Linked DNA regions of Mus musculus: regions 1 and 2 are each linked to region 3. The links are chromatin loops, found by intact Hi-C in ENCODE. Cell type or tissue: left cerebral cortex. All regions are shown on one strand. Each heading gives the region's core, and the rest is flanking DNA. Links, peaks and the distances in the headings are about the cores only. Region 1 overlaps Sacm1l (SAC1 suppressor of actin mutations 1-like (yeast)). Region 2 overlaps Sacm1l (SAC1 suppressor of actin mutations 1-like (yeast)). Region 3 overlaps Lztfl1 (leucine zipper transcription factor-like 1).

Region 1 (10,861 bases), core at 4,405-9,404, 160 kb before region 3:
CATGCCTGGCCCATTTAAAACATTTTAATACATTGATTTATCAGAGTATGCCAACCCTTAAACTTATACTGAAACGACAGCATATGTTACACTGTAATATTTGGTATGTGTTATTAAGAAGGTATTTGTTTGAGATATGGTCTTAATCTATAGTTATAGCTGGGTTTGAACTCACTCTATATTCAAGGCTGGCCTCCAACTCACTATCCTGCCTCTGCCTCCCAGGTGCTGGGATTATAGGCATAGACAACAAGGTGCATTTCCATCTGAATTACATTTTATTGAACTTTTTTTTTGTTTTGTTTTGGTTTTTCGAGACAGGGTTTCTCTATATAGTCTTGGCTGTCCTAGAGCTCACTTTGTAGACCAGGCTGGCCTTGAACTCAGTAATCCACCTGCCTCTGCCTTCCAAGTGCTGGCTTTTATTGAACTTTTTAAAAGTTTCTTTTTTTTTTTTTTTTTAAATTTCAGTCACAATGTTAGGTGCTGATTACAATAGATTTCAAATGTTCCTTTTCTTTTTGTAGTTCACAATCTAGTAATGGAGATATACACGTAATAAGATACTGTAGCACAGTATGACCGCTTCTAGGAAAGGGTTATATATAAAACCTCTGCGCACAGCAGTTGGAGGTAGATCATGGAACCCATAGATCATAACAATTAATCTGAGAGCTGGGATTATAGGTTGGTGGTAGTATTTGCCTATCATGTGCAAGACCCCAGCTTCTGTTTTCTATCTCACACAAGGAAGGGTGAGGGAACTGTGTTTAATGATCAGGGTAAAGATGATTGTTGTGATGAGCTGTAAAGATGAGCTGTCATAATGCTGATTTCTAACTACTTATTGCTCCTTTGTAGGGTCACAGTATCTAGGTAGGTATTCTGCCCCAGCACATTTGTGCACCATTTAGAGTAAAGAGGACAAAGGAATGGTGTCGAGAATTCTAGTATTTCAAAGAACAAGCTTGGAAAACAACAATAAGCAACAATAAGTCCTGTGTGCCTTGAGATTGACGGGAGAGAAAAAATATTTTCTCTCTACTCTCACCAGCTAAGCTCAACTCTTTGGCTATCGAAAGGTTTGCTTTTATCTTCTTGAGAAAAATACTGATTGTCCTTTTAATAGGATTTTTTTCTAAATGTATATTACTCTTTCTATTCATAAATTTTAAGAATGCTTTGAAAAATGGGCCTTTTATTGGAGGAGCTCAATGCAGTCTCATTTTTCCAGGCTTTAAAGTTGACATATAAGGGCTATTAATTTGTGTTTTCTGTTTGTTTTTGTGATATGCTAGGGCTCAAACCCAGGGTCTCACACATGCCGACCCATGGGCTCTACCACTGATCTTAATCCTCAGCCCCATTCTGTTTTTTTTTTTTAACATTTGCCTTTTCTTTTTCTCAGGTAATTATCTTGTTGTCATCACCAAAAAGATGAAAGTAGGTGAATGTTTTAATCATGCGGTCTGGAGAGCCACAGATTTTGATGTTCTTTCTTATAAGAAGACAATGTTGCACTTGACTGATATTCAGGTAAGACTTTAGTAGTTATTAATTGCAAGGCTCAAAAATGCCACACAGTAGGGGGTTGTAAAATGTAGATGGATTTCTTATAAGCCTAGTTATTAAACAATTTGTAAGTAAAGTTATTCTACTCTGTTTCTACCTATCCATGGAGATACTCTTTAAGGGACCGGAGAGATGGCTGCGTGGTTAAGAGCACTGAGTGCTGTGCCAGAGGACCCTGGGTTTAATTCTCAGCACCCACATGGTAGCTCACAACTGTCCAGGTCCAAGGGATCTGACACCTCACAAAGACACACGTGTAGGTAAACATCAATGCACATATTTTTAGAAAAATCATTAAAAAAGCAAATTTTAAAAGTTTATATATTTTGTTGGATTTATTTTTAAGTAATGAAAAATTTAAATTATGAAGTTCTTACAGAGAAAAAAGGACAAATAGAGTGCCCAAGCACTTCATACTTGCTGGGTGGTGATGACGCACGCCTTTGATCCCAGCACTTGGAAGGCAGAGGCAGGCAGATCTCTGAGTTGGAGACCAGCCTGGTCTACAGAGCAAATTCCAGGATAGCTAGGAGTACACAGAGAAACTCCCATGTTCAAAAACCAAAAATAAATAAAAATAAAAGAACTTAATACTTGGCCCTAGCCAACTATTCACTATAGAAAAATAAAATATTAGATACTTTTGAAATTGTTTTCCATTTCTTTTTTCTTCCAGAAGAAAGTTTTCTTCACTGTTAATCACATGGGACAGACAGACAGACACACACACACACACACTTTAGAGAGAGAGTGTGTGTGTTCGTGTGTGCACAGAACGTGTGCATATGTTTTCACATACTCTCATTTCCTTTGTCTACAGATGTCAGTCTCTTGGTTTAGTTAACACACAGTTACCTTTAACAACACAGTAACTGTTAAGGCATATCACCTGAGGAAGTAACTTTGCAAACATGAAAGTGCAAACAAACAAAAATGATAGCTCTGAAAGTGATTTGAAATTGGACATAATGATGGAGTCATGGAGTAGCTCGACTAGGGGAACATAGCAGTCACCAGTCTAGAGACTGGGAATAAAGCCAGAGGTTTAGTTACCCACTTATCACAGTGGAGTGGCTGGGATAGAAAGGAAGAGCAAGTGATAGCCACAACACACTTTCTGTTCAAGAAACTGCCAGAGTATTATATGGTATTCAGAGTGCAAAGAATAAAATGCCAAAAACTCCTTTAGACTTAGGAAAGTTGGTAACATTTACCAATGTCAGAGTAGATGACAATGATAAATGAAAAAGAACAATCAATGGGCAGGCACTGCTCAGGTTTCTTGATAATTTTTTTGAAGTAATTTTCTCTTTTTAGTTTTTATGTTTCTGATAGTTTGAATTATAAACTGAACCCAGCAGTACCTACTACTTGGTGTAGTGGTACACACTTGTAATTCCAGCACTTAACAGGAGGAGCCAGAGTTCAGGCCCACATGAGCTATATAATGAGGCTCTATGTCAGAGATGTAAACACATGGCTCATTAAATGCAATGCTAATGTTACTTTCACTGTTCATTTATAAGTTGTAATTGCTGGGGTTCAGGGATTTCCACACAGAGCATATGAACACTGATTTCAGTTAAGCAAGAATAGTTTATTGAGTGCATACCCCAAGAGTGATCAGGTCCACAACAAAGGACTTGTGAACCTAATTGTGGTCCTAATATGTATGCTCTTAGGGTAGGCTCTTTACAGGAAAAACCAAGTTCAGAAGGCAAGGGTGGAGGTACTGCATTTTGGCTAACTAAGCAAAGCGTTATCAGTTGACTTGTAAGCTGATGGGCCTCTTAGGAGACGTTCTCAGTGTCAGCTATGGATAGTGGCTTCTGGGAAGCAGAGTCTGAGAACCTGAATTTACTTCCACTTTATGAGCAAAATGGAGACTGGATACAAAATGGCTACAGTAATGTTAAAAGGAGCAAGCCTCAACAGCAGTAAAAACATCTTTTTTCCGTTTGGTTTTTGAGACTGGGTTTCTATGCATACCCCTGGATGTCCTGGAAATCACTCTGTAGACCAGGCTGGCCTCCAACTCAAAGATCTGCCTGAGGTTGTGTTCTGAGTTCTGCAATTAAAGGCGTGTGCCACCACCAACTGGCTTATGTTTGTTGTTATTGTTTGGTTGTTTTTTTTTTTATTTTATGTATATGAGTACACACTGTAGCTGTATAGATAGTTGTGAGCCTTCATCTGGTTGTTGGGAATTGAATTTAGGACCTCAGCTCACTCTGGTTTGCTCCAGTCAGCTCTGCTCGCTCTAGTCAAATAAATCTTTGGGTTCCAGCCAAAAGATCTCGTCACGGGTAGTTGTGAGCCACCATATGGTTGTTGGGATTTGAACTCAGGACCTTCTGAAGAACAGTCAGTGTTCTTACCTGTTGAGCCATCTCACCAGCCCCGTTTGGTGGTTGTTTTTTTTTTTTTTTTAATTTTATGTGTATGAATGATTTGCTGCATGTATGTATGTACACTACATATGTGCTTGGTGCCTGCAGAGGTCAGAAAAAAGCCTTGAGCCCCTTGGAAATAGAGTCCCGGATGATTGTGACCTGCCATGTAGGTGCTGAGAACTGAACCCCAGTCATCTAGAAGAGCAGCCAATGCTTTCAACTACTGAGCTATCCCTTCAATCCCAAGAACATTTTTAATATTTTCATAAAACTCTTAAAGGTTATAGAACAATCAATTTCCAGTAGCTTATGTGGAATAATTTATGTTATTAATGCAAATATAACATGGTATGGTGGTGCATGCCTTTAATCCCAGAACTCTGAGTTTGAGGCCATCTTGGTCTACAAAGTGAGTTTCAGGACAGCTAGGGCTACCCAGAGAAACTCTGTCTCATCCTCCCCTCCTCCCCCCAAATATACATCTATATCATGGTAAACTTTTACACTGGTACAAAGTAAAGATTAACAATACTTATTTTCCAAAAGTACTTTTGCTTGAAATTTGTGTGATACTTTCACAAATTGTATTGTTCTATTCCACTTTTAAATCTTTGTGTGTGTGTTTATGTGATTGTGTGAGTATATAGACTGGCAGGTATGTGCCATGGTCCACATGTAGCAGTCAGAGGACAATTCTAGGTGTTGGTCCTCACCTTTGTTTGAGACAGGTTTCTAGTTTGTCTCCACAATCACTGGTCATGAGCCTTCAGATATTTTCCTGTTTCCACATTCCACCTGACTGTGGGAGCACTAGGATTATGGATGGCACCACTGTGCCCAGGGTTAGGTGGGTCTTAGGGATCTGAACTCAGGTCCTCATGCTTGCATGGCAAGCATTGTACCCACCAAGCAATAATCTACTAAGCTCTCCCTATTGAGATTTGGAAACTTTCTAGAAGTGATTATTGGAGTTACAAAGTTACACCTCTTCAGAATGCTTGTTTCCAAAGTAATTTAGTGTTTGTTTTTTAAAAATGCCCTTCCCACCCATCCCCATTGTGTAACTCTGGGTGACCTGGAACTCACTGTGTAGACCAGGCTGGCCTCAAACTTACAGAGATTCTGCCTGGAGTGCCTAGATTAAAAACATACACAATTAAAAATGTTTTATACTTGAGTATTCTTTGCTTGCTTGCTTGGTTCTTTTCAGCTGTGCCCTGTATTAAATGCTCCCTTTTCTTTTTTACAGTTACAAGATAATAAAACTTTCCTAGCAATGCTAAACCATGTCTTGAGTATGGATGGATTTTACTTTTCAACAACATATGACTTGACTCATACTTTGCAGCGACTATCTAACACGAGTCCAGAATTCCAAGAAATGAGTCTCTTAGAAAGGGTAAGCTGGATTTTCAGGTATTTAATTTTTTTTAATTGCTTTAAGAATGAGCATGTCTCTTTTACCTATAATATTTATAATTTTTTTCCCCTACCACCTATGTTCCATCCTGGAGATAAACTCAGGGCTCATATGTGCTAGGCAAGCACTTGCCCATTGAGCCATAACCCAGCTCTGTTTTGATTTCCTTTACTCTTGACTGTATTAGAATCTCATGTGTGACTTTGAAAACATACCATGTTTCAAATTCTTATCACTGGCCTCACCAAGGGCCCTACCCTGTGTATATACACACAGCCAAAATTGAGATAAATTGAGGTAAATACTCAAGAGTCTAGTCACACGGGTGATTACTTTAATTAGATTCGTACTTACTTTGCTTACTTTGATCAGATGAAAACTTTTCAGAATGTGTATATGCATGGTATGTGTGTGTACACATAATACGGTGTTGGAGATTGAACCCTGGGCTTTGTACATATTAGGCAAGCACTTTACCACTGAACTCCATTCCAACCCCAGAGTTCATAAGTTTTCATAAATATTACCAAGCTATTAAATGTAAACTTGGGTGTCAAGTCTACAACTAGAATTGTGTTATGTACATTTGTGATTTCATTGTTCTTAGTTCAGCACTATTAGCAACATAATTAAGCTTATAAAAATAAAGTCAGTGTTCTAATAGGTAATGGCCTGTGAACTGTAATGTTTTTTAAGTAGAAGAGACAGCAATTTATTGATTTAAGACTCTGAGCCAGTTATGAAGGTAGAGGCCTGTAATCTCATCTCTGGAGGTGTTCTCTCATTCTTGATCTTGTTCTGCTCCTATGCTCTCACATCAGGGTCTCATTCCCAGGTTGGTCTTGAAGTCACTGTGTAGTCCAAGAAGACCTTGACTTTTGAATCCTCTTTCCTCAGCCTTCTAATGGGAGTACAAAGCTTGTGCCACAGGTTTTGCTAAAATGAGTGTACTTTTAATATTAGGTTTTAAATGCCCTCTGCTGCTGAGTTTCTGATGCTTAGGGACATGGCTTTTTGCTGCTTTGGTTTTATTTTCTTTTTTCTTTTCTCTTTTTGTTTTTGGTTTTTCAAGACAGAGTTTCTCTGTGTAGCTCTGGCTGTCCTGGAACTCACTCTGTAGAGCAGGCTGACCTCGAAGTCAGAAATCCGCCTGCCTCTGCCTCCGGAGTGCTGGGATTAAAGGCGTGGGCCACCATGCTCGGCTTGCCTTGGTTTTATTCATCTGTTATGTTTTACTTTATGCGTGAGGCTCTGGAGCTTAAACCAAGGACTTCATACATAGCATGAAGCATTCTACCACTAAGCCATGCCCCGAGTCCTGCCTATTTTTCTTTTTCTTTAATTAACAAATCATGGACATACTTAGGGGCATACAGAATTATAAAGGTTGCTATCTGTAGAACATTGCCAGTCCTGGACTGACTAGTGAAAATGATAAATTTCTCTAATTTAGTATTTTAGCTATTTAGAGTTAAGATTTTACATTGTAATCAAGTAAAATTGTATGTTAAGTTAGATATAAGCTAAATAACCAAGAAACTGGGCTTTTAAGCAAATGAGACTGATGCTATTTAAAACCAATTGCTGTCCTCCTTACATGTCTATCAAACTTCTCTCCTGTTTCTCCTTTGCTTGATGTATGCCAGGCATGTACTACTTAATGGGGACCCAAAATGAAAAACTGAAGGCCTTGTGCTATGGAAAGAGTGTAGCTGCCCGCGGCCACAGGAACTGGGTTCCTGAGTGGGAGGCCTGAGCTGTAAGGGAGGAAATGGCAGGCAAGAGACTAAGACAGCTTTCTGATCAAGGCCCAGTGTTTACTAAGAGTCTGTGCTTTTAAAGGGGGAAAGCCCATCTCCCGCTGATCCACGCCTGTAAGCAATTAGGCTGACAGCACTAGTTTGGCAGTAAGGTGTCAATTGCCAGTTGCCGGCTGTCTTAGGAATTTCTCAAGAAGGCTTGTTCAGCCTCTCAGCAGGTAGCAGCTCTTGGAGAAGAGCAGAGGCTGGTGACAGAACAATAAACCATTTAGGTCAGAAGGCTCCACCCCAGGTGGTCTCATTCACAGTGGCAGCAAGGTCTGAATCAGCCTACTCAAGGCTGGGGGAGGCTACAGAAGAGCCTTCAGTGGACTTAGAGAATAGAACAAGCATGCACAAGCAGAGGTGACTGCCACTGGAGACAAGGGTCAAACCTTAGTGGGATCCTGTAGGAAGGAGAGTCTGATTCTGTCTGGTAGTGCCAGGGACAGCTCCACCAAGGAAGGTTATCCTGGAGCTGAGGCTTATCAGTTAGATGATAATGGGTGAGGGAGGCTTTTGGCAAGGGAGTAAAACAGTACCCTAAGTTGTAGGAGCTAGAACCTATTTCTTCTATGACAGAAAGGGATGTTTTTTAAAAATATTTTTGTATTTTCTTTTGGACAAGACCTCATAATATAGCTCTGGCTGCCCTGGAATTCCACTACTAGAGCAGGCTGGTCTCAAGCTCACAGAGATCCGCCTGCCTCTGCCTCCTGAGCACTGGACTTAAAGATGCGCTGCTGGATCCAGCCAGGGATATTCTTTAAAGCTAAATAAAAATGTCACTTACAGAGAGCAATAAAAATGATAATTAAAACTTTATCTTCAGACAACAAAAAATTTACATTGAATGGTCAGTGTTTTTTCATAGAACTAAGGATTTGTCTTTGGTTTGGTTCCTTGACTATATTTTTCCAACTGTTATCCTTAAAGGTTTCCATTTCAGCTTCCTAAAGACTTTGATCCTTATAAAGCCATGTGGCAGAATCCTATGGCTCTTTCCTTGCTGCTTCCACTTATAATTCAACAGTGATTTTGTTTAGCGCTATGCTTTTTATCAAGCTGCATTCCAAATAATGCAACATTTTAGAAATGGCAAGTTATTACTCACATTTCACTGGCTTATAAAATATTTAGTTCTATAATTATACTGTTATGCAATGATAACAATTAAGTATGGGTAGTACAAACTAATTGGGAACACACAATAAAAGACATGATACTCCACCAGTCATTATCCCATAGGTCATTCCCTATGGAATGCGGCTCAGCAAAGTGCTCTCTACTTAGTCCATTTGTCAAGCTGAGTAAACCCAGGTACCTCTAGATTTGTGAGATTGTTAGACGGCCAGAGGGGAGGTCAGACCTTTAAGTAGTAGCTGCCCGATCTCCAGAGAGACCAAGAAAAGATAAGGCTCTGAGGTGGCTGTCACTGAAGAACTAACTGAGCAGATAGCAGAAAGGACATGTGTAGAATTTCTTTACCTCTAAAGACAAGCAGGAGTGGACAAGATGGAGGCCAAATAGCTATGCAGTAGCTATATTGGGTCAAGTGTTGTCCTTGGGTGGCAATAGTGGAGACAGAGAAATGAGTGTAGACTCTTAGTTAGGGTGTCTATTGCTGTGAAGAGACATGACCAAGGCAACTTTTATAAAAGACAACATTTCATTGGGGCTGGCTTACACATTCAGAGGTTCAGTCCATTATCATCAAGGCAGGAAGTATGACAGCATCCAGGCAAGCATGGCAATGGAGGAGATGAGAGTTCTACATCTTATTCCAAAGAGACCCAGAAGACTGTGTCCCACATGGCTAGGAGGAGAGTCTCAATGCCCACCTCCATAGTGACACACTTCCTCCACCAAGGCCATGCTTACTCCAACAAGGGCGCACTTCCTAATAGTGCCACTCCCTAGGCCAAGCATATTCAAAGCACCACATTCCACTCCCTGGCTTCCATGGGCTTGTTAAAACACATGAGTTTATGGGGGTCAAACCTTATGCAAAATACATTTAGTCCAACTTCAGAAGTCCCCATAGACTATAGCAGTCTCAACAATATTAAAAATCCAAAGATCAAAGTGTCTTCTGACATTCATTCAATCATTTAGTTATAATCTTCTATAAAGTCAAAATGAAAAAGCAGATCCCATACCTCAAACATTACAGGATATGCGTTACCATTCCAAAATATCACAGTGAGAAAATACTGGACCAAAGAAGACCAAAATCCAGCTGGGCAAACTTCAGACTCTGCATCTCCATGTCTGATGTCAAAGTGTTCTTCAGATCTCCAACTCCTTTCATCCTTGGTGACTGCTGTTGGCAGATGTGGCAAAAATTCAGCAGCAACAAACTTCATTCTCTGGTTTTACTCCCTGTTGGTAGCTTGTTTCCCACGGCTCTGGCATCTTTAACATCTTAGGACCTTCAAGGCAACTTAAACTTTACAGCCTCTTGTTCCAGTGTCTGGGATCCACACATGATCTTCTGGGTCCTCCACAGGGCTTGGCTCACTTCAGCTCTGCCCTCAGTAGCACTCTAGGCTCTGGCTGAATCCACTCCACTGCTGCTGCTGTTCTTGGTGATCGTCCCTTGGTACTGGCAGCTCCAATTTGCTGGAGTTTTCTGCTGCAACCAGGTGTCTCCAGTAGCCTCTCATAGGTTCTCATCATGGTGCCAAGCCTCAACTTCTTTGTAAGACCCCTTCAGTCCTAGGCTGTCAAATGCAAATGAGGCTGCACCTCCATCAATGTCCTTCCCTGGCTTCTCATAGTGCCATGCCTCAGCTGCTCTCTCTCCATGATCACTTAATGCCTTCAAAACCAGTACCACCTAGTTGATTCCTAGACATTACCAAGTCCAGCTGCAGCAGGAGGTACAACTTTGGCTGTCTTTGGAACACAGCTTTGTATTCTCAGAAAACATTTCCCAGAAGATTTCACCTCTGTGATGCTGGTCTCTTCTTACTCACTGCTAGTTTCTTAGCTCCAGCTAACTAACATTAGTTGTCCCAGTAGTCCCTTCCATTCTTGACTAGAAATCCAGAGCCACGTGGCTGAAGCTGCTGAGTTCTACTGCTTGCTGGGGCTGAAACATGGTCCCCTTGTTCTATTACATTTCTGTTTCCCAACTCCTTCACTTGCTCTGTAGCTTAATCTTGAACTTGGAGATCTGCATGGCTCTCTCCTGAATGCTGGGATTAAGGATGTGTATCACCACGTCTGAACCTACCTTGCTCTGTACCAGTCTGGCCTTGAACTCCAATCTGCTTGCCTCTGTCCTGCGATTAAAGGTGTGTACTATCATGCCTGGACCTAAGCTTTTCATGGCCACTGTTTCTCAGGATCTGGATCACAAGTGTGCCCTCCATTTCTGGATTGTAGTTCATTCCATATTAAAATTCCAAACTATTCCTTGTTCAACTGAAAACATAGACATTAAGCGTAGCTAGGTGAGATCTTGCACTGAGGTCACCATCCCTTGATATGTTTATCTCCTGGAACATAGGACTCGACTTCATTCTACTTCCTGGTGCCCCTTTATTACCTGAAGCATACATTTTGTTTTTTGTTTTTTGTGTTTTTTAAGCTTGTTACACTTGATCAAAATTTTCTTCATGAGAGTAACCCCGAGGACAAAGTTTATGCTGGGTGTTTCTGAGACTTCCTTT
Region 2 (10,861 bases), core at 1,833-6,832, 150 kb before region 3:
AAAAAGGCCACACTTCCTAGTAGTGCCACTCCCTGGGCCAAGCATATTCAAACTACCACAGACTCTGAAAGAGATTTAGCTTTTGGTCAGTGATTACCTAGAAAGGTGGGAGAGGATACCCAGAGTTTCAGTGAGTTCTAATGCAGATAGGAATGGGGAGAGGAGGAGCAGATTTGAAGTGAGATGTGTTTTGTTGGGACCTGTCGGAGAAAATCATATTAGCCACCAGTGGAGGCATTGATGGGTGTCATTTTCTAACTTAGAACATTTCTGTTGTTGGAGATATTTCATTAAATTTCAAAACTTCTCTCAGGCAGATCAGCGGTTTGTATGGAACGGGCATCTGCTCAGGGAACTGTCTGCTCAGCCAGAGGTAATGTACTCCAATTCAACTCTGCTTCCTTGTCCTAATACATGTTTGAATGTGTACTATAAAATGACTGAGCACTTACTAGGGAGTGGGTAAATAATACTAATCTAACGTAACTATAACACACACACTTGACCATAATTTTGCCCTCTCAGTTCTCTGTAGAAGTCTAATCTTCTGTTGTGACAAGATGTCTGAGAAGTGTTTAGGCTCAGGGGTTTCAGAACTTTGAATTCATTGTCTGGTGACTCCTTTGCCTGTTTGTCCTTTAGCTGAGAGAACATGCCAGGGAGCACATTGATGGAGCAAATTGCTCACCTGATGGCAACCAGTCATCAAAGGGGAATAGGCTAGTGTACACATGCCTATACACAGGAATAGGCTAGTGTACACATGCCTATACACAGGAATAGGCTAGTGTACACATGCCTATACACAGGAATAGGCTAGTGTACACATGCCTATACACAGGAATAGGCTAGTGTACACATGCCTATATACAGGAATAGGCTAGTGTACACATGCCTATACACAGGAATAGGCTAGTGTACACATGCCTATACACAGGAATAGGCTAGTGTACACATGCCTATATACAGGAATAGGCTAGTGTACACATGCCTATATACAGGCTAGCTTTAAATGACCGTCTTTCCTTCCACTAGGCTGTACCTTCTAAATTCCAAGAGCTTGTCTGGCCAGCTGCCAAGCTTTTAAAACATAACCTTTTAGGGACACTTATGGTACAAGCCATGATACTTATGAAAGGAAGCCTTAAATGACAAACATTGCTTTCTCTAAGACAACTACAATATGGCTTGAAAACACAGATTTAGATTACTCCAAATTCTATGTTTCAATATGGAAGCAGTTTCATGAAGTTTTTATAGTTTTGCAGTACAGTGAAAGTCATTGGTGTGTACATCAAAGCGGGAGTTAGAGCAGAATGGCTAAGGACATTCCCTTAACTTTAGAAGTTACATATGTTCTCACTGCATGGCTGTTTGTGTGTGGTGCCTGAGTGTAAATCTGTTTTACATGGCGCTGTTGGTTTATTATTTAAGGTGCGCTAAATTTTTTTTGTTTGTTTGGTTGATTGGTTGGTTGGTTTTTCGAGACAGGGTTTTTTATGTAGACTTGGCTGTCCTGGAACTAGCCCTGTATTCCAGCTGGCCACAAATTCACAGAAGTCTGCCTCCTGATTGCTAGGAATAAAGGCATGTGCTGCTACCACATGGTTGGTTGGTGGGTTGATTCTAAATACATTGTATATCTTCTTTTTAGGTCCATCGGTTTGCTCTTCCAGTGTTGCATGGCTGTATCCTTATCTGAAAAATTTGTACCTTAGTTTCTATAGTCTTTGTTTAAATTTTATTTTACATGTTTAAATGTTAAAAATGTTTACATTTTAAGACAGGTGCAGAGTCTCAAATGTGATGTGGGATGAATACTTCAGTATTATTAGATATTGCTGTAACTGTACAAATGTACAACTTAGCACAGATGTAAACACCTCCTCCCCTTTTTAGATTTTTGTTCTCTGCAGAGTAAATTACCATTTTTGCTCAAGAGTTTAGGGGCTGATGGCTTTAAAAGAAAGATGTATACTGCATCTTGTTCTTTTGGAGTTACCTTGTAGCAGTGAATTACACAAGAGTAGAGTGAACCTACTTAAATGATGCCTTTCCTTAGTGTTAAAAGAAATCAGATTAAGACTACAGTCATCACCAACTTGAAAAGATGGAAACTTTTAAATTATCATTTGAAGAATGATAAAAATATGAAAGTAGAATATAGCTGATATCCTTGGGGAAAATTAAAGTGTAATACAAAGCAAATGTTAGTTATCTAGTTGTAGATTCATTTTAAGAACACATTCTAATCAGAGCTATCATAATAAAGGAGGAACTGGCCGTGAATAAATAGGCTGCTGAAGTTGCAGTGTGTGCAGATGAGTGGTACAGTCAGCACCTTGTGTATGAGTTAGCACCTTTGTGTCCAGTACAGTGATGAGGGTCATTAGCCTAGCAGTCAGGTTTACTTGTCTGTTATGCTACCATAAATTTATATTCATTCCTCTGTGTCTGTCTGTCTGTCTGTCTGTCTGTCTGTCTGTCTGTCTATCTCTGTATCTATTTATTTATTTTTTGGGTTTTCAAGATGAGGTTTCTCTGTATAAAAGCCCTAGCTGTCTTGGAAATCGCTTTGTAGACCAGGCTGGCCTTGAACTCAGAGTTCACAGAGGCAACCTGCTCCTGCCTCCTAGGTTCTGGGATTAAAGGTGTGTGCCACCACTGCCTGGCAGATTTTTTGTTGTTGTTTTGTTTGTTTTATTTTGTCTTTTTTTTTTTTTTTTTACAGGTTTTTATATTATTAAGAAAAGTAATGGAGAAGATACTTTTCATAGTTACAGGGAAATGAAAAAATGAGAAAACTCTCAGGGTAAAAGCTCAGGTTCATTCTGTTGTCTTCATTCCCGATTAAGCTGTCTCCTCTTGCCCCTCCCCTTCCCCTTCTCTGCCCCTTGCTCTCTCCTTTCTTCCCTTCTGCCCCTTGCCCTCCATTTTCCTCCCCTTCCCCTCCCTTTCGTCCTTTTACCTCCTCTTTCCCTCTCCTTCCTCCCTTTCCCTTCCCTATCTTCCCTCCCTTCCTTTCACCTTCCCTTCTGTATCTCCTTCCCTTCCTCTCCACTTCCTCACTTTGCCTTCCCCATCTCCCCTCCCCCCATCTCCCTTCCCCTCCCTTCTCTTATATAGGTCTCATGTATTCCATACTGACCCCGAACTCCATATGTAGCCAAGTATGGCTCTGAACCTCTGATCCTCGTGTCTCTACCGCCCAGGTGCTAGGATTACAAGCCTTCTGCATGCTGGACAAGTATATTCTACATCTTCGCCTTACTTCTACCCTACCCTCCACCCAGTTTTTAAAAGTTCTCCTAAGAACATAAGAATATAGTAAGAACAGATGTGTTTTAAGTAGTTTTTCAAGGATTTGGGCCAATTGTTTCTACTTTGTTTTTAAAATGATATTATGAATAGGCAAATAATAATCAAAAAGATCATGGGGTTGTTTTCTAGACTGCTTTATAAATAGCTTACCTATTTAGTGTTGAGTTTAAAGCTTAAAATGGAGTTTTGTTTAATGTCATTTGTTAACAAGGACTGTATTTCTAGGTTTCATATTTACAGAGAGACCAACAAGCACATCTAGGTGGAGTGTGCTGTAGACAGGGAGAGATGTGTTTATGAGGAACTTAATTCAGACCATGGAAGGATTATAACTCTCACCTCCCATGTGAGTAGAGGTTTTGTAGAGGACTGGTGCAATAAGCCAGCATCACTGTGTTACAGCAGTAGACCAGGGTGAGCAATGCATGAGACAGGGCCGTGTCAGTGAGAGGAAGGCTTCAGTGTTGTCAGGTAGGAAACTTTGGAAAACTGAGCTTACCGGGTTTGCTAATTATATAGCATATGACAGATATTGGTGTAACTGTGAGGTTCTTATCATGTTAAGTGGAAGGAAATCATCCATTGAGATGGGGAAGTCTGAAGTAGAGAAAGAGAAGAGTATCATTTATTTGTTAAGCTCAGCATTTCTGTAGAAGGGCAAATGAAGATGAGGGAGGATCCAGATTAATAGAACTGGAGATGAGGAAAGGGCTTACACTAGAGGCATAGTTTCTTTTTGAATATGTGTATGGCAGTACATATTCATGTTGTATCTATAGAGTTCAAAGGACAACTTTAGGTACCGGGTTTGTTGTTTCCACTATGTGGGTCCTGGGGATGGAGCTCATGTTGTTTAGCTTAGTAGCAAGTATCTTAATCCATTTGAGTCACCTTTCTGGCCTTACAGGTATAAATCTGTAGGTGGTCAGGGTAGATGGCCGGCCGGCCGGCCTGCCTGCCTTCCTTCCTTCCTTCCTTCCTTCCTTCCTTCCTTCCATTTTTTTCCTTCCTTCCAACATCAGTTTAGTTTGTGTGTACATCTGTATACTTTTGGAGATCAGAGGACAACTTTCAGGAGTCTGTTTTCCTACCTTGTGGATTCCAGGGATTGATTAAACTTGGGTCCTCAGGCTTGGTCCTTTATCCACTGAGCCATCTCATCAGCCCTTAGATGGCATTTCAGTCCATGAAATGAGATGAAATTAGTAAAGGGAAATAGAAATGTAGATAGAAAATCAGCCCAGAGAAAGAGAGTGTACCATCAGCGTAGTGAGAAAATGCTAGAGCCATGTACTGTAGGCCTCAGGATTAAGGTCTTCTAGAAATGAACCACAGTGGGTGAATGGAAAGGGCAGATTGTAGAGTCGCTCCAAGCTTTGTGCAGATACAGCATAGACCAGTGAGGGGAAGGAGAAGCAGTCAGAGCAGTACCCTGGGAGCAAGTGAAGACAGTGTTTCCAAGAACAGTGACAGCTGCTGAGGCATGCGAGTGGTTAAATACGACTTCTCAGGAAGGAGAGTATGTGCTGTTTCTGTCTTCCTTCTCCAAATGAGGAAATTAACAAATTCTGCTAAGAAAGGTTTTAGAGAAGTTGGGAATGGTAAACATAGATACTGGAGTAAGGCTGACTGTGGTAGTAAAGAATTCTGGTGTAGCTGTGGGTTCAGTGGGTAATATGCCCTAGGAGCATATAGGCCTTTTATTTTTAGTGAAGTATGAAGCAGTGTTGTAAGCTATGGAGTGGTGGAAATTGAGTGTGTGGTATGGGCCTCCTGGGGAGTAGGGTAGGTGGGCCTGGTTCTAATGCTTGACAAAAAATAGTGAATTCTTTCATTTTCAAAAGTTATCTCATTTTGATATGTTTGTGCATGCATACATACATACTTATTTTTTCCTTTTGTTTATTTATTTATTTATTTTTACATACTTATTTTGTAATCAGGAAAGTGAGTCATAAAGTCAGTCAATCCCTTTTTCTGCCAGCTTTAGCTCTCTAACAGCAGGCTAATGCATTGGTTTATGTTTGTGCCTTGTTTCAAAATAGCTACCTTGGGCAAGCAAGTGAAATATGGTCCTGGAATCGTCTCTGGTTTTGTGACTTTTGATAACTTGGGAGTTTGAGAAGCCATCAGGGAATGTGATGGTGACAGGCAGCGGGAATGGATCATCAGCAGTTACCATTGATCTCTTAGAATTTGTGAAAACGTCTTGTATAAATTCCTAATGCATCCACAGCAGCCTGCTATAACAAAATAGTGAGCTCCACAGAGAATTATGGCTTTGTGGTCTGGTCCTTTTCAGATTACACACAACTCTGAAGAGGAATAAGTTGTTGTTTTTGATGACTCTGGGAACTTATGGGGAGTAATGACAGGTTTAGAAGGTTAGGATGTACTGTCATTTTCATAAAACTCAAAAGAAAGGTTTTTTGTTTCTTTTTTAGGTAAGGGTTATAGGTACAGAAACTAGAAAGGTGGGAGAATGGTTGTCACAAGCTTGTGCAAAGTTGTTATTTCTAGACATAAATTCAGCTGGCTCGAATGGGAAAAAGTGAGTAAATTGAGACTTGGTTGTATTATGAAGTTGAATGGCAGGCTCACAGATTCTTCAAGATTTATTTATTTTATGTATATGAATACACTGTAGCTATTATCAGATGGTGGATATAATTTGATCCATGTCTACATGCTTACACAAAGGGATGTTTGTTGAAACTCTGGTTATGACAGCCTAAGCCAGAAATAACCAAAGCCAACTTGCATGTCTGTCAACAGCAGAACAGACAAATAAAGTAGTATATTCTTTCTGCTGTGTTGCATGTTTGTATTCTCAGCCCCATGTAGAACAGAGGGGAAAAGGTTAACAGTTTGAAGCCAGGCTGAGTCATAGTGAGACTTCGTCTCTAATAGAGACCCCCTTCCCCGGATACACAGACACACAAAACCAACCAGTAATATATTTATGCAGAGGATAATTAAATACTGTAGTAGTGAATCAGCCTCAGAAACTTACAGAGCATGAGAGGCCACAGGAGTACCTACAGTGTAATATTCATACATACATAGGTTCTTACAACAAGGTAAGAAGTGTTCAGACTAAATAGACGACTGTTCAGTGGTAAAACGGCAGCCAAGCAGAGGAATGCAGTGAGTGCCCATCCCTCAGTGGCAGCAAGAATCAGACGAAGAGAGCTCAGCATGCTTCAGAGAGGCATTGTGTACAAAGATTTGATTTTGATCAAGTACATTTGACTTAAAAGCCACCATTTTAGTCAGTTTCAATTGTACAATTCAGTGACTAGTGTTGAAGGAAAGGTTTTGAGAAATCCCAGGCTGACCTGAACTCTGCTTCTGAATATGATCTTGAACCTTGTACCTCTGAGTGCTGAGAGCATATGAGTGCATCATTACATGTGGGTTATATCATGCTGGGGATCAGACCCAGGTCTTTGTGTGTGCTGGAAAGCACGCTACCATATTATATTTTTCTTTACATTAGTCTTTTTCCAGTTTTAGGTGCACTTTTTTACATTCCAGGGAAAAAGCAGTTGTAATTTGTTTCTAGATTAATATTTTGATCTGCAAATCTTGATATACATATACATGCATATCTACATATACATGTACAATTATACATATGATATATTTCATATTTTTCTTTAACTACAATAGCTTGGTTTTTTTTTTTTTCCTTCATCTAATTTTTAAGTTTTAGTTTTTGCAGTGCAAAGGGTTGAACCCAGGGCTGAGCTATGCTCCTAGCTTGTGTTCTATTTTCCATTTCTTATTTGAAGATTAATTTCTTTCAGATTCTTGGTTTTCGTTCAGAATCAGGTTTTACTTATATCATTGATACTTAGTTTTATGCTTTTAGAAAATAGTTGACGATATCAGGGGAAGGAGACAATTAAATAGAAAACACTAGAGACATTTTTAAATATTCTGTCCACATGTCAGTGTAGGAGAATGGAGTTGACAGATTTCACAGTTGGAGATGAGGATCCTCAGGGTTTTGAAGTGGTCATGAAGAACCTGAAAGACTTGCATATCCTGTCTTTTTTTTTTTTTTTCCCTCCTAAAGACAATCCATTCCTAGTAAGTAGATTTGAATTGATTCTGGAAATATTTCTATGTTACATTTTTCTTAACATAGTTAAGTTATTACTATGCACTCATGTTCTATTAATGGAAAATATTTTGATTGGATTCTCATCTCCCGAAGGAGTTGTTTCAGAGCTGGTGTTCGTTATTATGTGAGAGGTAAGAATTGTTTCCTATCAGCCTGATTGGGCCATACCTGATATGGTTTAATGCTTGTCTTAAATGACTTACCTGTGACCTTTTATATCTTGTGTTATTTGATGCCCCTGCTAACGTCCTCTCTCGCTGTAATTAGTATGTCTTCTGTGCTTCTTTCCAGCTACTATAATTACTTTGCAAATGTTAACATGGCTCGTGGGCGGTTAACTGTATAAGAACATCTGCGTGCTTATTAGGCGTCTGAAAGTATGCTGATATTCTGTAATATACACTCATACCAGATAGGATTTCTCTTACTATTCTTGGTTTCATTGCATGTATAAGGGTAGCCATTTTACTTCATGATGTCAGTTTGTAAAATATTTTTTACATTTTGAGTATCTTGTAGGCTCTGCACTAAAAGTATGCTAATAGCTCAAGACAAACTACTCTGATGTGTGTTAGAGTTACTGTGATCATGAAGGCTCCCCAGCATTTGTGTTGCTTTCAACCACACTGTATCAAAATAAAGTCCTATTCAACAAAAAACTGTAATTTTGAACCCAGAATGTTATATAGAGAATATTTTGTTAATCTTATTACAGATACTATAGCGCCATTAAAAAGCCACTAAGAATGGTCTCAAGCCAAATTAGAGTTAGTATCTCCTTGACTACATTTTCTTGGATTGTTAAGCATTGAATACATATTTAAAATATGAATTTTATTTTTAAACTGATAGAAAATTTCCATTTAATCTGCTTGATTCTTTGGGATTTTGTTGTTTTGTTTTCTTTTTTATCATTATTGTTTTTTCTTTCAAGACAGGGTTTCTTTCTGTGTGTAGCTTTTGAGTGTCGTGGAACTTGATTTGTAGACAAAGTTGTTCTCAAACTCACAGAGCTCTACCTGTCTCTGTCTCCTGAGTGCTAGGATTAAAGACCCGGCCTTCTGCCTGGTTCTTACTCCTCTGTCAGATAACCAGACACTAGTTTCTTATTTACATAACTCTATAACTTTTTAAATTAATTAAAACTATTAGATTAATATGTTTTCTTTTATATAGACAGTGGTTATATTTTATATGTGTTTTCCTACATGTTGGTTTCTTTAAAAAATTAATATACTTTGGAAGCTCTTTCATAATGGTATTTCCTTCTTTCCTCTCTTCCAATTCTTTCTCTTTCCAAAATAATTGATAACAAGAAGCTTGTTCCTTAATGAGAATTATGGAAGGTATCTTAGTCAGTGTTTTATTGCTGTGAAGAGACACCATGACCACAGCAATTCTTATAAAAAGAAAACACTTAATTGGGGCTTGCTTACAGTTTCAAAGGTTTAGTCTATTACATCATGGTGGCATGCAGTCAGACATGGTACTGGAGAAGTAGTTGAGGGTTCTACATTCAGATTAACAGGCAGCAGAAGGGAGACACTGGGACTGGCATGGGCTTTTGAAATCCCAAAACTTCTCTTTTCCTCTCTTCAAGTGACACACTTTTCTCTTAAGTCCATACCTACTCCACCAAGGTCATACCTACTCCACCAAGGTCATACCTTCTCCCTTTCAAGTAGTGCTACTCCCTAATAGCCTATGGGGAGCACTTCTCATTCAGAACACCACAGAAAAACAAATGTAATCTCGTGCTTCTGAAAGTAATTTAGCATAACACCATTGCCAATGTAGCTCAGTAAATCTGCTTCCTTCTGATTATCTACTAATGCATAGCTACAGGTATACTAATAATGATAACTCAAAATGCTTTCTTTGGGAAATATGTCAGAGAAAAAGGGATGTTTTAAATATTGGGGAGTTGAAAATTTATTGATTTCTTTCTGATAATTTCTTTCCTTTTGGGAATCTGGGTCAGGGCTACCTTGAAAATTGGTTTTGCTTATGTAACAAGCTAATAAGGAAATACTTCAGGTACCAAAAATGCCTAACCAGTGAAGAGTCTCTGGTAATTAAATTGCTTTTCAAACTAGGTTTCATGGACATGTTCATGGTCATGGATGTTTAGGATCATACACAATTTTTTTACTTGATATTTAAATATCTCCTAGAAGTACTCTGTATTACAACTAAATACTGTTGATGCAATGAGCCACATTTTCATTTAGTGTTATGTTATTATAAAGCATAATCACAAGAAATGATAGTTTTAAGTTTTTAAAATAGGATTTGTAGGCTTACTTGACTCTCTTTTCTTCAAAAGGGAGTGTTTTGAGGATATTTATAGTAAGAAAAATATCAACAAGCTTCATGTTTATATAAATAAATCTTGACTACTCTTTAAGCCAATTTGAGTTTCTTTTAGTTTTCTGATAATGTACTAACCATTTGTTTGAACTTGTATAAGTACTTATCCATTAATGTGAACTTAGTTGATAATTCTTAAGTTATCTTGAGTTAATGACTTTTTTCATATATTGCTTTTGTACCAAATATTAGGAATTGATTCTGAAGGCCACGCAGCTAACTTTGTAGAAACAGAGCAGATTGTGCACTACAGCGGGAACAGGGCTTCGTTTGTCCAGGCAAGTGTCTGTGTCTGATGCTCATCCAGTTGCCTTTTCTACTCATCTTCATTTTCTGTTATGGTGAATGTTCTTATTCCCTGTTCTTTTTTCCTTCTTCTCGTCCTCTCCTTCTCTTCCCCTGTTCAGGTGTTTTGGATCAGGGTCTCATGAAGCACTGACTGACCTTAAACTTACTATATAACTAGTTATATGACTTTGAACCCCTGATCCTTCTGCCTCCATGTCCCCGGAGCTGGGATTGCATGTATTTTCTGCCAGGCCAGTCTTCCTTCTTTCTTAAGTACTACCTTCATGTACAGTATAGAAAAAGTTCAGTTAAGAAATGGGTTGGCTATTAATCTGGCACTGTCTTATGGAGAAGAAAGTGTCAGGTTTATGGAACTTTAGCAGTGGAGCAGTGTAAGCCTGTAGGTTACTAGGGTGAAGACGATGGAACGGCTGGCAGTACACACTTGGCTTTACCTGCCTTACTCAGCCCTGCTCACCTGTTGCCTCTGGTGAAGCTGTGCAGTGTTGCCTACTCCAGAGTCAGTGGCTAAGCAAATCCAAAGCAGTTTTCTATTTATTCATATTGCCAAACTATATAATGTATATAAAACTTGTTAATTTTTACTGCTAGATAAATATTTGTTTTAGAACTATGTAATACACAGAACTTTCTGATATACGAGCACCATGTGTGTAACACTGGGAAGGGAAAGTGCTTTTTAAGCCTATTTCTATAAAACAAGAACTGTATGTATGTATGTATGTATATATG
Region 3 (10,861 bases), core at 3,721-8,720:
GAATATGTTCAAGGACCTTAAAGAGGATAGAAACAAATGTCTTAATGAAGACAGTGAAAATAGAAATGGTTGAATAAAATAAACATTTCAACACATGCACACACATATTTGCATGCACACATACACTAGCTAAAACAACCTTGAATAATAAAAGAACTCCTAGAGGTATCACTATCTCAGATTTTAAGTTTTATTATAGAACTATAACAATAAAGATAGCATGGTATGATAATAGACATACTGATCAATGGAATCAAATTGAAGACCCAAACATAAATCTACATATCTATGGACACCTGACTTTTGACAAAGAAGTCAAAAACATACACTAAAGAAAAGACAGGATCATCAACAAATGTTGCTTGTCAAACTGGATAGATGCATGCAGAAGAATGCAAATAGATCCATACTTACGAACCAATCTACACAAAACTCAACTCCAAATGGATCAAGGGCCTTAACAAAGGCCAGATATACTAAGTCTGATAGAAGAGCAAGCAAGGAATAGGCTTGAACTCATTGGCACAGGAAGAGACTTTCTGAGCAAAACACTGATAGTACAGGCACTAAGACCAACAATTAACAAATGGGACCTTATGAAACTGAAAAGCTTCTGTATGGCAAAGGACCTATCATTTGTACAAAGTGACAGGCTATAGAACAGGAAAAGACATCAATTATACACCAATAAAGAATTAGTATTCAAAATATTTTAAAAACTAAAAAACCAAAACAAAACAAAACAAAAAAAACAAAAAACCCTGATCAAGAAAACAACTAACCCAATTTTAAAAATGAGGTATACAACTAAGCAGAGCATTCTCAAAAGATGAAACACAAATGGCTGAGAAAACATGTAAAGTAATATTCAACATGCTTAGCCATTAGAGAAATACAAATTAAAATTACTTGGGAGATTTCATCTTACTCCAGTAAGAATGGTCAAAATCAACAAAACAAATGATATCACATGCTGGCAAAGATGTGGGAATACTTATTTACTGCTGGTGAGAGTGCTAACTTGTACAGCCACTATGAAAAATCAGTGTAGTGGTTCTTTAGAAAGCTGGCAATAGATCTATCTCAAGATCCAATTGTACCACTCTTAGGCATACCCTCAAAGGCATCTACATCCTACTACACAAATACTTGTTCATCCATGCATATTGCTGCTCTATTCATAATGGCAGAAAATGGAAACAGCTTACATGCCCATCACCTGATGAGTGGATAATAAACTGTGGTAAGTTTACATAATGGAATATTATTCAGCTTTAAGAAAAATGAAATTATGAAACTTGGGTAAATGGGTAGAATTAGAAAAAAAATTATCCTGTGTAAAGGTAATCTAGACCCCAAAAAAGACAAACATTGTATGCTTTCTCTCTTATGTGGATGTTAGCTTTTAAACTTGGTATCTGTGCTATAATTAAAAATAATCAGAGGTTAGGTACCAGGTAAGGGACTACTGGGGAAGTGAGGCTCTCCCTAAGAAGGTGGAGTAAACTATAGTATTATGGAAAGAAAAGGGGAAGCTGGAACAGGAGGATTAAATAGGGAGAGAATATGGGCAGGGACAACCAACATTAAAGACCATTTGAAAAGCTACATAGAAACCTACTACTAAAAAGTTTCCTAAAATATATACATATGTGAAAGGAATATAAATGGAGTCACCATATAATAGGGAAGAAAATGCCCCAACTAGACATCTTCTGCCACTAAGTCGTGCCAGGAAAGAGACTTATTTATGTCATTGAACATGGAGAAGTTGAGCTAGTGCCTAACTGGAAACTTCACCCCAACTAACACTCGTAATACTGGAAAGTACTCTGCACTCTACTAGAGAGAAAAATAGTCATCAGTGTCACTCGGCTCCAAGCCCTGGGACACAACAGTGACCTGCAACCTGCAAACACACAGGTGCAATAGTCACACAAATGTCATAGGAGGAAACCACCATTTTGTGATCAGACATAAGGCCCACTCCATGAGATGGAACCCACACCAGACACTGCTAAAGTGGCCAGGACCTGAGACTAGCTAGATCACAGGCCTGGGGAAAATCTAGTACTGTTATTCTGTTGAAGGAACATAGCAATAAAATCACTCCTAATGACATACTGCTATACACACTGGTAAGTGCCTTAGTATATACCAGAGAAGTTTCTGGCAGGAGATGGGAATTAACAGAGATCCACAACTGGACAATATTCAGAGAAAGACTTTGGAGCACTCAGTCCCAAATGAGATGTTTTCATCAAAACCCTCCCCCTTAAGTCCAGAGAGAGATGCAGAAGAAGGAGACAGCCCATAAGAGCTAGAGGTGAGGAATGACTCCAAGCATACCAGGTCTTGCCTTCCAAATGCAACAGACCTGATACACATATGAATTCACAGAAACTGTGGCATCATACCCAAGACCTGTACAGGTTCAAGCCAGGTGGAGTCTCAGCAATGAGAGGAAGTAGACATGGGATCTGAGTCTGAATCAAGAAGGAACCTGTAATTGATACCCTATGGCAAAAGGGAAAATAAGTTTTCTCTAATGGAGCCCTTCTGGATGTATCAATCATATACTTCAGGGCAGACCCCAAGCCCAGGAGGAACTGCCTAAAACAAAATAAGTTCTATGGTATTTTTTTGTTTCATTTCCCTTAGTTTTGGCATTTTTTTTTTTTGTCTTACTGTTATTTTGATTTTTCCTTTTGTGTATAGTGAGTCTCTCTGTTTTTATGGGTTATCTTTATTTACAAAGTCTTTTTTTTTTGGTATGCACGTTTGTTTGCTTTGAAAATGAGAAAAATAACAAAGTTGAATGAGTGAGATAGACTTGGAAGGAATTAAAAGAGAAAACATGATTGAATATATTGTCTGGACTTTTTCAATTAAAAAATCAAACAAGAAAAGAATTTTGGATAAGGGAAAAAATGTAAAAACATAGTAAAGATTTTGAATTCTTCAAACTGATATATAGGTGGACTACGCATAACAGGTTTAAAGCTAAGCTGGAAACAGTAAGATTTTACTCTCAAAAGAACAAACAGTATAGGTGTAAAAATAAGATTAGTCACAGTCATATAAAAATTTAATAGGCATGTTTTTGTTCTCAGCCAAGAGACTATTACTAATAATGAGTATAAGTGTTTCTAAATTGACAAGGATTTTAAGTTTTTTTTCTGTTGAGTTACATGTACTTCTTCATAATTTGACAACTGCAGTATATATCTTACATCTGGATCTTGTTTTTGACTGGGCAAAAGTTACAGAAAAAAATAATCTGCATTGCTATAACAGGAAAATAGCCTACATTTGTTCAATATGAGGATAAAGCAGTATCTTCAACAAAATGAAACAGTAGTTGATTTTTAAAAATATTTAGTCTCTAAACTTGAAGCAAAGCTCCAAATGGCTTTTAAATAAATTCATTACACAAAAAATGTTTGTAACTGTGTAACTTTTGAGAAGTTATAAAGTTGTTCTGGAACATTCACTATATATATATTTTTTTTTCCCCTAGCCATATAGCCATATAAGAAAAATCATGTCAATAAGTAACTGCAGATAAAATAATGTCTGAGACTTGCTTCAAAAAAGACACAGACAAAGGGAAGAAAGAAGGAGGAAAGAAAGTTAATTGGCCATCCCTGGTGACTGTAAAACTGAGTAGTGGGTTCCTTGGGGCTCAGGATACCACCTTCTGTATTTTTGCATGCTTGAATTTTTTTCATAAAATTTAACAAAAATCTAATAATATCTGGGGATATAGCTCAGTATGAGAGCAATGGCCTAGCATATATAGGCTCCAGGCACAATACCCATTCCAGAAAAAGATTAAAAAAAAAATGTTAGAAATTGGGGGAAAAAAAACATCTAGAGGTAGATTTAGGGATTATTTGGCAGACATTTACAATAACAACCACAGAAAATACAATTTTGCACTGAATATTCATCCGAATCTCTTTGCTCATATAAAGCACAATACTGTGTCCCACTCACTGAGAGGACCACAGGAGAGACAACGATACACTAACGGATTCCCAGCAGGTAGAGCGATACTCAGCTATTATTCTCAGGTAGGCTTGCAGAACTGCCACTCTGGAACGTCACTGTTTCCTACAGCATACTAGATACAGATGAAGCTAGAATAGATTGGAAGTCACTGTAGCCTACAGTACATTGAATACAAATGCAACTCATTATCCCTCGCACTGTCACTACAGCCCAGGAAAAGCCAAGTAACATTCAGAATAATAAAACCTAAATGCAAATTCTTCCTTTACTTCCTTAATAATAAACTTAAGAACATCCTGCCTGCTATTAAGACTTGTAATGTAGTCCTGTAAGCTGTGACTCTTCCCTGGAAAATGGACAAAGGGTAGAGTTTCTGAGCCAATGTAAGACAGCAATAGCGTTCAGCAGAGAGAATGACAAAGTAGATAGAATATGATGAACAGTGATTATGACCAAAGTTTCTAATTTTATTCTCTTTAGATGTGGAAAAAATAGCTATACTGTTTTACCTGTTGGTTTTCTTGATCGAGCTGTAAATCTTGAAGTACTCTTTCCAATTTTGACTTCTCATCCAGAGCATTTACAGCCTATAATCAAATGTAAACAGAGTACACTCAACTTATACTCTCTAGGCTAATTCCTCAATAACTGTGTTGAAAGATTCTCCAGTTACCTGTATTTCAATGGTCTTCAGCCTTGACTTTAGTTTTTCATTCTCTTGTTGAAGTCTTAAAATTTCCTTTGTGAATAAATCCAAATTTTATTATTTTAAAGATTTATTTTTATGTGTATGAATGTTTTGCCTGCATGGATGTGTGCATGTATAATCTGTATATACATATATATACACACACACACACACATATATACATATACACATATATACATATAATGTGTGTGCAAGTGGACACTAGGTGAGGGCATCAGATACCCTCATAGGCTAGAGTTAGAACTGAGTCTGGGTTTTCCACAAGATTAGCAAGATATATTAACAACTGAGTCCTCTCTCCAGCCCCCAAATTTTATTATTTTAACCAAAAATATGTTTAACATGAAATGATCACACTTGTTTCACTTAAAAAATAATCAAAATTATATAGTGGCTCAAAAATCCAAATGTTAGGAGTAAAAGCCAACTTTCACAAAGCCTGCCTGAACCCCATAGCTGTGAGTCAAGTTTAGCTCTAAGACTTATAGGTGCTTTTCTCTTAAAAGCACCTTTCTCCTTCTGCTCTGTTTTCAGCCACTCTCCTTGCTTGCCATCTCTCACCTAGCTTTCTGATCCTGCAACTTGGGCCTGTTCTTGGCCACATTCCTGCCACTTAGCCTGAAAACACACTACTACCATCATTTTAGTGTCTGGTGTTCAAGTTCTAGAACGGCTGAGCTGAGGCCAAACCCCTTAGTCCTTAAGTAGTTTTGATATGAGATGAACCCACCTGACCAGTCTGATTGTGCATTTTACTCCCATATACACTGTACTCTGTGGTTCTAAGTCATGCCAACCTTCTGTCTGCCTCTGGCAAGGAGCTATTCTGCTCTTCTACCTTACAGGCCCTTTAACTTAACCTGTCTTCATCTTTAAGACCCAGCTTAGAGGCTACCTCATTCAAGCACCGGTTCTTATCTCCTCATATCCACACAAAGCTCTATCTTCTTTATAATACTATTATACCCACAGAACCCTTTAGTTCTCTCATCTCTGCTTCTGGAAATGTTAGTTCCTACTTTCCAATGAAATAATAAGAGTTTTGAGACTGTACTAGGTACTGCACTGCTTTTTATCAATAACAACACTGACATGTGTGTACTGCCAAGAATATGGGAGTTGGGAAAGTATTTATTTTTATGCTGATAATTTCTATAAGCATTAAAAATAACCTATACATTATAATAGATTACACATTTCAAATGCACACCAGAAAACACCGTTCAAAATTCCATGCCCTGTACTGTAAATTCCATGTACTTTACTGTGAAAACATCTCTCAATCACTTCAGATTCTACAAAGTAAGCATGCCCTCTTCTGGTCACTTGGGTCCATCAGTAAAACCGTGACAGACTATTTCTCTTACCTTAGCATTGTTCAGGAAAAGGGGAGGAAAGAGGCAGAACCAAGATTTTCTCATTTCCCAAAATGATGAGAATATTACCTTGTTTAGGAGCTCTGTAGTTCCACCTTCATTAATTGGAACAAGTTTAGGCTTTGTGATATCTATGATGGGCTGCAACAAAATGAAGAAACCAATCTAAAATTACCAGAGTAAAGCAGGAATCATTGTGAAACATCTTTACTTTCTAAGTGGAAGACATAATCTATAAACACACCTACCACGACTTCAGCTCTACAATTGTAATGATTCTTGTTGTGTTCACTCTGTTATGTCCAGTGCCTATGATGTACCTGCCCTATGAAGCTCAATATATGACAGAGATAAAAATGAAACCAAACTTCCCTATACTCCTTTATTAATACAGATGGAAAAGAGAGACAAGGAGATCATAGTCAGATTTGATAAAAATCTCTAGCTTCTAGGATTGGAATTTTCATCTGTGGTAGCTGAAAATGATTTCTGAATGAACTTCATACCATCAATCTTTAATGGCTGAGAAATTACAAGCAAATAGTAACTTAACACTTATTTGGACATTTTAGTAGCATGTCTTAAAAGTAATAATCCATGCCCTCTGACCCAAAATGTCTTAGTCGGAAATATGCTCCAAAAAAGTTATTAGAAAATATTTTCTGTGTGTTTATACTTGGATTCATCTCAGCAGTGTTTAGCGATCTGATGGGGAACTAAATATGGTTTACGGTATATATAGTAAGTGACATCACAGCACATAATTGTTCAGAAAGTCTACTAGGATGTCTCTACCTCCTGTCTTGGGTAACCTGTCTATGGTACACAGCTAAGAAGCAGAGTCAGGGTATAACAACAGGGATGATCACCATAACGTAGGTGCTCTGTATCAGCTAAATGAAGGGTTTACAAGGGATTGAGAATGGACTGCAGGGAGGGAGGGAGGGAGGGAGGGAGGGAGGGAGGGAGGGAGGGAGGGAGAGAGGGAGGGAGAGAAAGAGAGAGAGAGAGAGAGAGAGAGAGAGAGAGAGAGAGAGAGAGAGTGTGTTTTTTAGTTACTTCTGAAACTTTTACATCTTTTGTCTGCAGGTATGAGTGGCAATTTAAGTTCTGCTCCCAACCTGAATGCCTTTCCTTTGACTGTCTCACTTTCATCTCCACTAGTTATGCTATGAGGAGTTCAGGTACCAGCTATTGAGAAACACAGGAAGCTAAGGACAAGCTTCAGTGGATAAAGCACTTACCACACAAATGTGAGGACTTACGTTTGGAGTCTCAGTACTCACACACACATCAGGTCGGTGTGGTGACCTGCCTGTAATCTCTGGGTTCAATAAGCAGACATGGGATTCCTATGACAGCTGACGAGCTACCCTAGATGAATTGGTGACCTCTGAGGTTAGTAAAAGTCTTGGCCTCAGTAAAGTGGAAAGTGACCAAAGAAGACAGGCAGCTGTGCACATGTGCACCCACACATGCAAATAGGCATGCATACATAGGTATAATCATATCTGTAAAAACAAATACAGACTTAGACATACTAAAATCTACCTTTTTACTTGAAGATACAAATTCTGCCTTTTCAAATTCAGCAACTTGTTCTAATAATTCTCTGAAAAATAAAAGCAAATTTAAGAGAATATTCATTGAGAATAGACTTCTAGAACATAAAAGAATAAAAAAAAAATTACAAGAACCAACCTATTACATGTTAGGGAGATGAGCATAAGAGGGTACAAAACTGTTATTTGATTACAAATGGGTGAGAATCTCATGCCCTGTAAAGCAATTTAAATCATTCACAGGTCTTGGTACTTTGTACTTGATATGTATATCGTGTCGTAAGACATAAACAGCAATGCTAATACCTATATGAATGATATTTATATTTCCCTCTATTTCTGAGGTACAGCAGTGATTTCCCTATTACATAACATTTACTGTCATCTAAGAAAGAGTCTGATTTGTAGTACAGTTTTCTTGGATATGACTTAGTCCACAGTATCTACTGAGAGAGAATGCTAGCATATTCCATGAAAGCTGGTGTTGTGAGCAAGCCCCTGATAATCTACCAAGATAGATATGTGGACTATACTCCTACGTACAGACGACTCTTCTATCTTCTTCAAACATCAGCACTCAGTATTTTCTCACCAGTCACCCACTGAGAAATGGACAGCTGCAGAAGCCAAACGAACTTCCTTCCCTCCTGGAAGACTGTACTTAGCACTGCTCATCATTTTCCACTTGAGGAGAAACTGTTCAGAGAACAATTTCCAGGGCTTAGCAGCGAGTCCTTCTTGACTTCTGGCAATTATTTATTTATTTATTTGTTTGTTTATTTATTTATTTTTGAGACAGGGTCTTACTGTATAACACAAGCAGTCTTAAGAATTGAAACTGTATGTGTGAACCATGATGTCCAAGTGGCATGTTATTTCTTAGAACCAGCTTCAACTTCATTGATCTTACTAGAGGTTTTGAATTTATGAGCTTTTCAATACTGTAAGATTTTTAAGCCTTTTATAGTTTACATTTCCTAAGTTAAGTGTATGGTTTCAAATGTAGTTATGTAGAAACAAATTTGCAATGCTATTAGGCTGAATAGATGGAAATTATTCTCTAGTATATCTTCAACTGTTCTAATCTTTACTTCTTAGCAGATCAATGAATCAAGACCACTGTAATATTAACCATGTTACTAAAGATGCTCTAAGGAATAGGTACTTTAGATTGAAAAGCAGTTTCATGTAGTTGGAACTGATAGTAGAAACAGAGTGTCTTTAAGAGGCCTTTGAGTGCTCCTCAAGGAAGGAATCATCTAGTGACTGTGCCTTGCTGTTACCTTACCCAGTGTCGCACACCCCAGCCCAGGAAAGTACTAGCAAAGTAATCACTAACTTTTGAGATCATAGTTGGGCCTCAACTGCAAGTACAAATTTTACCTGTTTTCAAGTTCAGAGATGTCTGTCTGTAGCTTTAGATACCACTTCTCAGCTTGGGAGAACAGCTGCCGTAGGAGCAGGACATTGGTGTAAGCTGTATTGATGAGCTCGGACTCCACCTCACTGTGTACCACAGCCTGCAGCCCATTTAGGACTTCTGAAACCTCATCAATGGTGAAAGTCTCCTCCACCAGCCTGAAAACAGTATGACACCATTGGCTCGTTAGTCACAGGAGCAACTTACAAAATGTAACTGAAGTCAAGAGACCGACATCATGACATTTAAAGAATTAAAGATTGCAAGAAAAACTCTCTGGGAGAGATTAAAATGATTAGATGTGAGTAATTGTTCAAATGTGTTCATTTTAAAATATAACTACATATTGAAAAATATCCCCTAAACCTTTACCTATTCTTTTTTAACTTTACAATATTATTTTTTTTTACTTTATACTCCTCTAAGTTAGCCTTATTATATTTAGTAACTTAAAAAGTCACACTTAACTCCCCCACTTTCTGTTACTTCTCTAACATTTTAATGATCATATGAATTACTTAAATATTAGTATGCCTATGAGACAAACACTGCAGTTATATATTAACTTTCTTAGCAGTCTAGACATACACACACACACACACACACACACAAATTAACATTTTTAAAGTACCACTATGAATCACAGAAATGAATATCTAATCAACAGCAGCATTCAAATCTACTCTTACCGGAGCTACTTGGGTTAGAAAGGAATCTCGGGAGATGAGCCATTGTCTTCAATCCCTAACTGTACAGAGGGCTTGGAGCATGGAAGAGATTTGCCTGTGGTTCCACTGTGGGTTACTAGCTCCAGCAATTTCAGTAACATGACCAACAGGTGGAGTCCTTAACAAATCCTGTGCACACCTCCTACTCTCAATGACAGTATCACACTAACAGAGTTTTGTTTCTTCCAGCTTTGCCCCTCTAAAGTCTCTCACCCTCAGACCCTTAGCCTCACCTTCTCTTCTTTCTTTCTTCCAAACAGACAAAAATCAAACATCTTGGCATAATCATATTCAAATTAATAGAAAACACTTTTAGCACAGTTACATTTCACTAAGTAGTATTTAACATATAATTCTTTAACATTGTTAAACTAGAAAAATTTAATCATTCTTAAAAACACTTTAATTTTAGAGTCTTTATTAAAATGTTAATGTTTTCTATATTCTTTAATAGACCTCACCATATTTTTGCCAGTTCCATTGCTTTCATCCATTGGGTTTAATAAACCAGATTAGGTAATTGGTTGAACAGACACTAGTACAAGGCTGATGACCTCCACAACAGCTAGAGACATCCTGAAGACCTTTGCTACTTACGTGTGACTCAACGTTTAACTAGTTTCCATTGTTGTTTCAACAAAACTTACCAACTTTTGTTTCAAGTCAACCAACAATGTTGGTATTACCAAGTATATGTTTTATGTTGTTTTTCCTTCTCCAAATTGCTCTATATGAAAAGTATAAGTTCATAACTGTCATGTCATATGGCTCTACTTTTTAAAGAAATCACTTAAGAAACTAAAGTTATGGAACTTTATAGAATTAAGCCCGTCACAATTTTTATCTGAACCTTTCCAGTATGTAATGATTACCATGTGCATGCCTGACAACAGACTGTTACTATCACCCACAACTATGTCTCAATTTCACAAATCCATGGAACTTAGTGGAGTTTCTCTCAGTGACCACTGTGGTTTCTGTATTAGCATTAATCAGAATTTAATTTATCCACTTAGGATCCTTTCTTTCTTGAGAAACTTTCACATGACTAG

What was found. Hi-C counts contacts between places; a loop is a spot of excess contacts. Peaks named below come from ENCODE experiments on the same cell type or tissue, not always from the same donor. Only the 100,000 strongest peaks of a DNase experiment are listed, where the experiment ranks them.
Region 1: a loop joins it to region 3, with 2.4 times the contacts of the local background. A loop is called at or near these places in 2 of 42 quality-filtered maps.
Region 2: it touches region 3 in a loop (2.5-fold over the local background); 2 of 42 quality-filtered maps call a loop at or near these places.

The regions. Positions count from the first base shown.
Region 1 is chr9:123,547,454-123,558,314 of GRCm38, forward strand. Sacm1l (SAC1 suppressor of actin mutations 1-like (yeast)) reads left to right here. Exons shown (of 20, transcript NM_030692.5): 4 at 1,409-1,536; 5 at 5,215-5,364. Among named protein-coding and RNA genes, the nearest start is that of Sacm1l, 23 kb to the left of the region's middle. In left cerebral cortex, for the core only: no CTCF peak of the experiment used is centred there; a DNase peak (open chromatin) is centred at 7,211.
Region 2 is chr9:123,558,912-123,569,772 of GRCm38, forward strand. Sacm1l (SAC1 suppressor of actin mutations 1-like (yeast)) reads left to right here. Exons shown (of 20, transcript NM_030692.5): 6 at 314-373; 7 at 1,655-1,688; 8 at 7,480-7,581; 9 at 10,013-10,098. Among named protein-coding and RNA genes, the nearest start is that of Sacm1l, 35 kb to the left of the region's middle. In left cerebral cortex, for the core only: no CTCF peak of the experiment used is centred there; a DNase peak (open chromatin) is centred at 4,806.
Region 3 is chr9:123,703,386-123,714,246 of GRCm38, forward strand. Lztfl1 (leucine zipper transcription factor-like 1) reads right to left here. Exons shown (of 10, transcript NM_033322.3): 3 at 9,045-9,239; 4 at 7,651-7,711; 5 at 6,169-6,240; 6 at 4,688-4,753; 7 at 4,524-4,601. Among named protein-coding and RNA genes, the nearest start is that of Lztfl1, 8.8 kb to the right of the region's middle. In left cerebral cortex, for the core only: a CTCF peak has its summit at 6,033 (motif pointing left); a DNase peak (open chromatin) is centred at 6,040.